2 separate regions of the Homo sapiens genome follow, and region 1 is linked to region 2. Evidence: read pairs that join two places in POLR2A ChIA-PET (ENCODE). Cell type or tissue: OCI-LY7. All regions are shown on one strand. Each heading gives the region's core, and the rest is flanking DNA. Links, peaks and the distances in the headings are about the cores only.

What was found. ChIA-PET counts read pairs that join two places held together with the same protein. Peaks named below come from ENCODE experiments on the same cell type or tissue, not always from the same donor. Only the 100,000 strongest peaks of a DNase experiment are listed, where the experiment ranks them.
Region 1: POLR2A ChIA-PET joins it to region 2 with 5 read pairs; 4 of 35 experiments call an interaction of 5 or more read pairs at or near these places.

What each region holds. Positions count from the first base shown.
Region 1 is chr20:38,729,249-38,733,640 of GRCh38, reverse strand. It overlaps SLC32A1 (solute carrier family 32 member 1), which reads right to left. Exons shown (of 2, transcript NM_080552.3): 2 at 4,269-4,392. Among named protein-coding and RNA genes, the nearest start is that of SLC32A1, 7.0 kb to the right of the region's middle. RefSeq lists an enhancer at 1,612-2,137. In OCI-LY7, for the core only: CTCF peaks have their summits at 1,758 and 1,961 (motif pointing right); DNase peaks (open chromatin) are centred at 2,000 and 2,540; H3K4me3 peaks cover 1,246 bases; H3K27ac peaks cover 367 bases.
Region 2 is chr20:38,820,339-38,824,730 of GRCh38, reverse strand. All of the region lies in intron 1 of PPP1R16B (protein phosphatase 1 regulatory subunit 16B), which reads right to left. Among named protein-coding and RNA genes, the nearest start is that of PPP1R16B, 17 kb to the right of the region's middle. In OCI-LY7, for the core only: no CTCF peak of the experiment used is centred there; no DNase peak of the experiment used is centred there.

The DNA.
Region 1 (4,392 bases), core at 134-4,133, 91 kb after region 2:
CCCTCAGGGAGATGAGGAGAGATGGAGGCACTGGCAGTGGTTCATGTTCCACAGCTTCAGGTAAACTTAGGTGCATCTAGGGAACATAGGGTGGGCACTGACAACTACCAGAGAGGCCATGTCTGTCTTGTTTCCTGTTGCATTCCCACACATTAGACCTTAGCCTAGTGTGTGGCCTAGAGTGGGTGCTTAACAAATATTTGATAAATAAATCTTGTTTAACTACCAGACCTTGAAACAGGAACTGAATCACACTAACAATTCCTTTAATTGTGCTCTCCCTTCTAGCTGCACCGCCTTCCCTTCTAGACACCACCAACCCCTCTATAGCATCCTCAGCCTTTTCACCCTGTTTCCATCCCACCCCCAAGAGGGTTGCTGGAAGCTTCTGGAATCGTAAAGCTCCCTCCACCCCACCCGCTATGTGACTCTGCTGGACCATGCTGCTGGGTGTCCCTGGTCAGAGGCTCTGCTCTCACTGTGCCTTCCTGGACTCCACAACTGGCAGAGATGGTGCCCAAAGCATCACTGTGGAACCAGCTATAGTCAGACTCTTGAAAAATCTCAATCCAAATCTCCCGGGGGGGCAGAGCTCATCTCCCAGGCCTGGCCTCACATCCAGGACCAGGATTAGCATGAGGCAAGTGAGGCATTTCCTTTGGTAGCAAAATTTAAGAGGGTGCAAAAAATCCAGAAAGCAATATAAATAAAATTTTAATGCAATATTTTTTAAAAATCAAAATTAATGCAAAAGTGAACCATAACGTTCAAAATAATGTAAGCAAAATAACAATATCTGAGGTAAAGAAAGGATGGATATTGCTTTTTTTGCCTTGGTCTCCAGTGTGGCTCAGATTAGTGCTGTACTGATGCTGTGCTATCTGAATGTCACTGTTACTTGTCCTGAAAGCTTAAAAATTTGGGAGGGGTGGCTGGGCACAGGGGTTCATGCCTATAATCCCAGCACTTTGGGAGGCTAAGGCAGGGGGATTGCTTGAGCCCAGAGTTTGAGACCAGCCTGGGGAACATGATGAGACTCTGTCTCTACAAAAAATTTAAAAATTAGCTGAAAATGGTAGCACATGCCTTGCCTGTGGTGTCAGTTGCTCGGGGGGCTGAGGTGGGAGGATCACTTGAGCCCAGGAGGTCAAGGTTGCAGTGAGCTGTGTTCTCACCACTGCACTCCAGCCTGGGTGACAGACCGAGACCCTGTCTCAAAAATGATAATAATTATTTGGGAGGGAAATATACTGATGTCTGCAACTTTTGAATGTTGTTTTTTTTTTACAGGTAGACTGTTGGATGGATAGATGGATAGGTATGGGGTAGATACAGTGTTTTAAACTGTTAATCATCCAGTCTAGGCGGCGGTGGGTGTGGGTGTATGTATGTTCAGTGTGGAATTCTTTCACCTTTTCTATACATTAGAAATTCTTCATAATCTTGAAAAGGAAAAAACGAAAGAGCTATGAGAAGGACACCCAAGGCTGGCTCTCTGAGGTCAAACAAGTGCAACGAATGAATCCTTGGCTGTCCAGGACTGAGTACCCTACCACACCCTCACTCATGGTGAGGATGGAGCCCACCTAGGGACCTGCCCCCTCCTTGACCAAAGCCTCTCTCTGGCTCTTGTCCCTGAAGTCCCCTCTAGAATAGCAAGGCCTGGATCCTCTCCACTTCCTGGATGGCCCCCATGGAGCCTGTTTGGCTCCCTCCCTACCAGGTCTTTAAGTGAGGAACACTCAGTCCCTGGGATAAGACGGTGTCATATAACAAAACATGTTCAATAATAAGCATCCATCCATGTTTGGGGAAAAATGACTAAAAACTTTTGTAATGTTGAGGACCTGAAATAAAGCACTAGAAAGAAGCAATGCTTATCAACTAAGCAGGAGGTGGGGTAGGGGGAGACAAGAAGCATTTAGGACTAGGGTGGAGAACCGTCCTTGCGGGCCGGCAGTTTGCGCTCTCACCGCTAGGGGGCGAGGCAGGGCGGTCTTGGGACCGTGCGATCGCGATCCTGGGTTCCGCCGGCGCACGTGGGTCTTGGTGGTTCCAGGTCCTGGCCCCAAGGCAAGGGGCCAGGTACACCTACACACTTATGCTGCGGACCCAGGTGGGGACAGCTTACAGGGTCTGCAGCACGTCCAGCTAGGGTGCCCCATAAGAACTGATGTGAGCCCTGTGGGGCTGACGCGGATTCCTCCTCTCCTTCTCAATCCGATCCCAGAATGAGCCTTGCCAGAACTATCTGCTCTCTTGGACTTGCACAGCGAGCCCACTGCGAGGAAAGCTGGGACTTCTTCCTTTCAACATCTACCTTTACGCTTTAGTGATGGTGGAGGTGGGGGTAGATGGGTGGGGGAGATGAGAGGTGCAGAGACGGGTGCCATCCACTCCTCCTCCTTATTTCTCTCAGTAGCCTGGATGCGAGTCCGGGTATCGGTGTCCTACCGACCAGGGTTTCGGGTTTCCCTTGGGCGTCTAGGGTGCTAGTTCTCCCGCCCCTGCCACCCTCAGGATTCGCCCCCTAGGACAAGAGACGCTGCAAGCTGAGCACAAAACCTGGAGCCAGGATTAGTGGAGCGGATCCAGGCGAGCCCGCAGAGTTGGCGCCGCTATCCGGAGCCTGCCTAGTGTCTCCTTCGACCTTTTAAAGACGGGAAGGACAGAGATGGTGCAGCGTGACGCTCCCACCTTCCCTTCCACCATAGAAGTCCGGGATTTTTCTGAAGGCGACACACTGACTCGGAGAGCACCCCAGGGTCCGTGGACCCGCTGAGAAACCTTGGGAGTTGGGGCGGGGGAAGAACAATCAGCTCCCCACCCCACCCCTCGGCCCCAGGCCTGGGAGACGTCAGTGGTCATGGGAAGACGAGAAACTGAGGACCCTTCAGCCAGTGCCGGATCCTGAACACGCGACAATAGTGACCCCGGGGAATTAGGCCGAAGGTAGCGGACTTCTCAGATGGCCCGTTTTAAAGCATTAGAGCCACAGTGATGGCTGAGGACACCGGGTCCTATCCCTCCTCCCTTCCCACTCCAGGTCTGTGGCCGCAGAACCAGGGTGATGCGAGGTCACCTCTGTCGCAGGCGCTTTAGGGAGCACGCCCACCCGGATGCTCGGCACACACGCACACACGCACACACACTTACCAAGGTTCTCACAACACACGATGCAGCCTGCCCCACCCCACACGCATATCTTCACCTAGCCTCTCACATGCCCCTTGCAAGCGGGCGGGGAGCAACACACACCCTACTTAGGCATTCTCCCTGGCTTCTTTCCCGTGCACCATTCGCACCTGGAGAAGTCGTTCCTAACGAAGCCTCTGCCTCCGTGGTGACAGCGGACCCTGGAACCCACCCAGCGGACTTGCACTCCCAGCTCCCACCCAGAAAGTCTGACTCTGACCTTTCCCAACAGTCCCTGGACTGGCCCTCCTGGAGTCAGTGCAGGTGCTGCGCCTGGAGTGGGATCAGCACAAAAAAGACTAGATCTTTCGGGTAATTCAGGCAAACACTTTATCAGACAGGCTGCGCAAGATAGGGGGAGACTGGGACCCTACAACTTGAGGCTGTTGATTCTAGAGTCAGATCTCTTTGCTATGGCTGTGCAAACCCCACCTTGGATTGCACGGCAGGGTTCTCCTGGGTGGCAGATGCCTCCTGCCGGGCCAGATTGGCTCGTGGCTCTGGGGACCTGGTGAAAGGCACAGCCCACTTCTGACTTCCTTTGTAGCCCTCTTCACAATCTGAAGTCACGTTGTGGATTCCTGCCTGTCCTTGTTTATTGCCTGTCTCCACCTCACTAGACTGTAAGCTCCCGGAAGGCAAGGCTGAGTTTCTTTCCCCAGGTTTCCAACACTGCCCCAGCCCTGATTGGCTGTTTATAAATATTTGTTGAACAAATTTATAAAGTTCTGGTACATAAAAGCTCCCCCTGTCCCTCTCTGTTTTGAGGTTGGAAGTTGAGAGCTTCCACCAAATTCTCAGATGGACCCGCCCCCAGGGGAGAGATTCGAACAAACCTCGACCTGGCAGCTGAGGGGGCCGCTACAGCACTCTCCGTCTTCAGCTTCCTCCTCACACCTGAGGAGCCTCCTCGCCGCCAACTAATCTTTGTACTCCCTAGAGCCCTCCCCGGACCCTTTAACCACAGCTGCTCACCATCTCCGGTTTCAGCCGGCGGGAGCCAGTTCCCACGCCTCCCAGCGCCAGGGGATCCCGGCTGGTACGAACACACAAACCCGACACCGGGCCGCGCAAGCCTTTGTCTCTTCTTTATTTGCGGATATAATTATGTACCGCACTCTAAATTAGAGATAGATTTTTTTCTGATATACATTTCATCTTATTCACCACGAGCACACCACACGCACAGTAGAACAG
Region 2 (4,392 bases), core at 102-4,101:
AAAACTTTTCATATAGTTTGTTCACTGAAGCTCAGAGAATAATTCCAAGGAAACAAGGACGATTAAAAGCATAGAATTGAACTTGAAGGAAAAAGTCCTACCCTGGGGGACAAAAGAATGAGAAGAGGAAGACAGAGGGCAACGCAGAGAGCAGATTCCAATTAAGTGCATAGCCAGTGTGGGATGGAACTGACATTTGAACCCAGGTCTGCCTAACTCCAAAGGCTACACCCATAAAAAGCAGAAGGAGAAGAAGGAACTGGGAAAATCTCTAAAGGAACCATAACCATCTTTAACAGATCTTTCTCATGAATTTCAAGAAGATTTCAGAAAATCCACAGTATTCGTGACCAGGGAGATGGGGACATTTTGGCCAAAAAACCAGAGAGACCAACTGGTAATAGAACAAATACTTGCTGAAGTCAGTATAGAGTAAAACATGCTTAATGAAACTAAAGGCTAACATTGCAGAACCTATAAACTAGATACATGAAATGAACCTAGAAACAAAGAATGCCAGGTAATCATGGCAGCTTCTGTGTCCAGCATACCTTCCACCTGCCAAGTTCTTTGCATGTAACCTTTCTGGGAATCACTGCACCAACTCTGCAATGTAGATATTGTTCCCATTTCAGAGAGGAGAAAACTGGGACTCGGAGAGGTTAGGGAACTCGTAACTAGGGCTGATGTTCCAGTTGTGTGTGGTTAGCATCTCTTCTGATTAGTCTGGCATCTGTTTTGATTGGTCAGTCTCTATGCCATTAGTTAAGTATTTTTAATATCCCCTCTCCTTAAAAATAAAAAAAAAAATGTCAGACAGGAAAGATGAGCCACGGAGGCATGACGGTAAGAGGAGTCCTTGAAGGAAAATAAATGAAATCTATGCAGAGTAAGGATATCTGATTAAAGTCATAACTTCCCTTACTGTTGGAGCTGTCATCACTTTTGGAGCCTTGGGCAGGAAATATATCTCATCCTAAATTTCATAAAATCTGCTTTCCAAACCCCTATAGGCTCAACCCCCTATGGGTGCTCCTTTTTTCAGTGAGCATTTTTGTGTGTTTTTTGGATTTGTTTTGTTCTTTTTTTTTTTTGAGACAAAGTCTCTGTTGCCCAGGCTGGAGTGCAGTGGCACTATCTCGGCTCACTGCAACCTCAACCTCCCAGGTTCAAGCAATTCTCCTGCCTCAGCCACCTGAGTGGCTGGGACTACAGGCAAGTGCCACTCTGCCCAGCTAATTTTTGTATTTTTAGCAGAGACAAGGTTTCACCATGTTGGCCAGGCTGGTCTCGAACTCCTGACCTCAAGTGATCCGCCAGCCTTGGCCTCCCAAAGTGCTGGGATTACAGGTGTGAGCCACCGTGCCTGGCCTCAGTGAGCACTTTCACTTCATCCGGTAACTCCCAAACCAGATTCACAACAGCAACTGGCCTCTCTCCTCTCCTGTCTGAGAGATGAAACTGTTAGTACAATAAATCAGAAAGTTTCCAGATGCCCTACATTTTGGTAAGTGAAGTTTCCATCCCATAGGCAGGTTTTGAAGTCTCAGTACTGGATCTATGACCTTCCAGGTCACCATGCAGAGAAGCAGGCTGTAGTATTCTGCCTTTAGAGCATTACTTCTGTTCCTCCCCTCTTTGATCTCCAGCCAAAGTTCCTCCACTTTGATTCCCTCCTCTTGGGTATACAGAACTCCAAGCATACCTCCGCTTCCCTCTCACCGGTTGTATTTCCTTTGAACATGATAACTTCTCTATAAGCCATAGTTTCACCCCACGAAAGTGGTATTGCTAACACAATTGAATTTATCTCCTCATGTGAAAATCTCAGGTTCACTTTGTTAACTGCTTTGGTCTACACTCAAATGTCTGGAGCTCTACTACCACACCCATCCTTCTACTCAGCAAATTCCTGAACACTCTGTTTCATACTTGATGCCAACAATAAGTAACTACTAGTTTCAGGGTTTTCTTCTGGCAATTTTCTCTGAAAATTCACTTCCATTTTTAATTTAAATCCTATTTATTTAGCCAATAAACAAATATTTATTGCCATCTATATGAGGTAGGCAATAAAGTAGGGTGGGTCTAAGGATCCCTAAATGAACAAAGCTATTGATCAGAGAGGTCCTGCTTCTAGTAAGGGCAAAGTAGCTCTTTCTGGACCAAACTTCCCACACAAAACTATTACGAACTCTAGACAGAAAAAAAAAAAAAAAAAAAAAAGATTGGAAGGCACTAAATGTGTTCAACTACAAGCAAGTAGAAACTGGAGAGGAGGCAACACCTGAAGGAAAGAAATGGCACTAGATAACTTTCGTGTTTTTAATGGCTTTTTATTTGCGGGAAGCGCCCAGTCAGTGCTGTACTTACTAGCTAAAACTTGGATAGAAAACTACTCTCTTACTATTTGAGGAGTTTAAAGACAGAGTTCAGGTAACCACAGCTGGAAAATAAGGAGAAATATCCCAGAAAAGAATCACAGAACAGTAGCCCCAAATTCTGAGTATAAACAGTGCCCAAATCTCACTGAATGATGTACATACAAGGCAGACTTCAAGTAGTTCAACTAAAGCTAAATGAATTCAGCAAAGATTTCAGATGTTGTCCACCCAAGAAAGACTGAGTTTGGAGTTTGAGTTTGGTCAAGTTAATTGCCTGATTAAAAAAATATATATATTATATTTATATTATAAATTATATATAATGTAAATATAATATATATTATATATATTAATATATATATATTTCTGAGGAATAGAATTCAGAGTCTCTTCAGGTCTCATTCACAACATTTAGGATGTAATCCAAAATTACTAGGCAAATTAAAAACAAACAAACAGGAAAATGTGACTCAAACTCAAGAGAAAAGGCAATCAATGGAGACCAATCTCAAGGTGACCCAGGTGTTGGAAATAATAAAGATTGTTAAAGCAGTTATAACTTTGCTCAAGAATGTAAAGGAAATTATGCTTGTAATAAAAGAACAGATAGGAAATCTCAGCAGCAACATAGAAATTACAAAGAAAAGAACCCAAAGCATCAATTCCACTAAATTCTCACCAGTACCTTCCTCTGCACCTCTTTGGGTGGTGTCTCTCACTAGGGATAGTTCTAATATGTTTATTTCAATGACCATTTTTTAGCACCTTCCAAGTGCCAGGGTCTAGGCAGCCTTTGGGGCAAAAAAATATGTCACAAAGACCAGCTCTTCTTCTCTGACAATGTGTATATAGCCCACTAGTCACTTCTCATATCTTCCCTTCTCATTCAGGTCTTAAATTATAAAAAGAGATGAAAGTCCTGCTGTGGCATCTTTCCAGAGCTTCATAGTGCTTCCCCCTTAGCTTCCAGATCACTTCTGGTGGAGCCATTTGCTCCAAATAAAGCACATAGGAATGAGAGGCAGGCTGTCAGGTTTGACACATGTGAACATTCTCCCTCCACTGGCTGATAGCCAGGTCAGTTCTACCAAAAACTCTGGGACATCACAGGGAGTCCATGGGGAGGCACTCACCATTACAACATCTCTTTCCCCAGTTCTACTCTGCTTTTGCAAAATCTGTTAGGAAAGACGTTCTCAAACTTGGCATTGGAATCACTTGGAGATGCTGGGAATATACAGGACGATCACAGAGAAAGACCACTACAAATCTATCAGAATGGCCAAATTTTTTTTTTTTTTTTTTTGAGACGGAGTCTTGCTCTGTCACCCAGGCTGGAGTACAGTGGTGCGATCTCAGCTCACTGCAAGCTCCGCCTCCTGGGTTCATGCCATTCTCCTGCCTCAGCCTCCTGAGTAGCTGGGACTACAGGCGCCTGCCACCATGCCTAGCTAATTTTTATATATATATATATTTTTAGTAGAGACAGGGTTTCACTGTGTTAGCCAGGATGGTCTCGATCTCCTGACCTCATGATCCGCCCACCTCGGCCTCCCAAAATGCTGGGATTACAGGCGTGAGCCACCGCACCTGGCTCAAATTTTTTTTTAAGACAGAAAATGCCAACTGTTGGCAAAAATTCTTACACACTGAGTGGGAATATAAATTGGTACAACCACTTTTTAAAACTGTTCAGCAATGTCTTATAAAATTAAACACGGGCATGTCCTATAATCCTGCAATTGAATTCCTAGGAATACACCCAACAGAAATTTGTTTTTTTTTTTTGAGACGAAGTTTCGTTCTTGTTGCCCAGGCTGGAGTGCAATGGCACAGTCTCGGCTCACTGCAACCTCCACCTGCCGGGTTCAAGCAATTCTCCTGCCTCAGCCTCCTGAGTAGCTGGGATTACAGGCATGTGCCACCACACCCGGCTAATTTTGTATTTTTAGTAGAGAAGGGGTTTCTCCATGTTGGTCAGGCTGGTCTCGAACTCCTGACCTGAGGT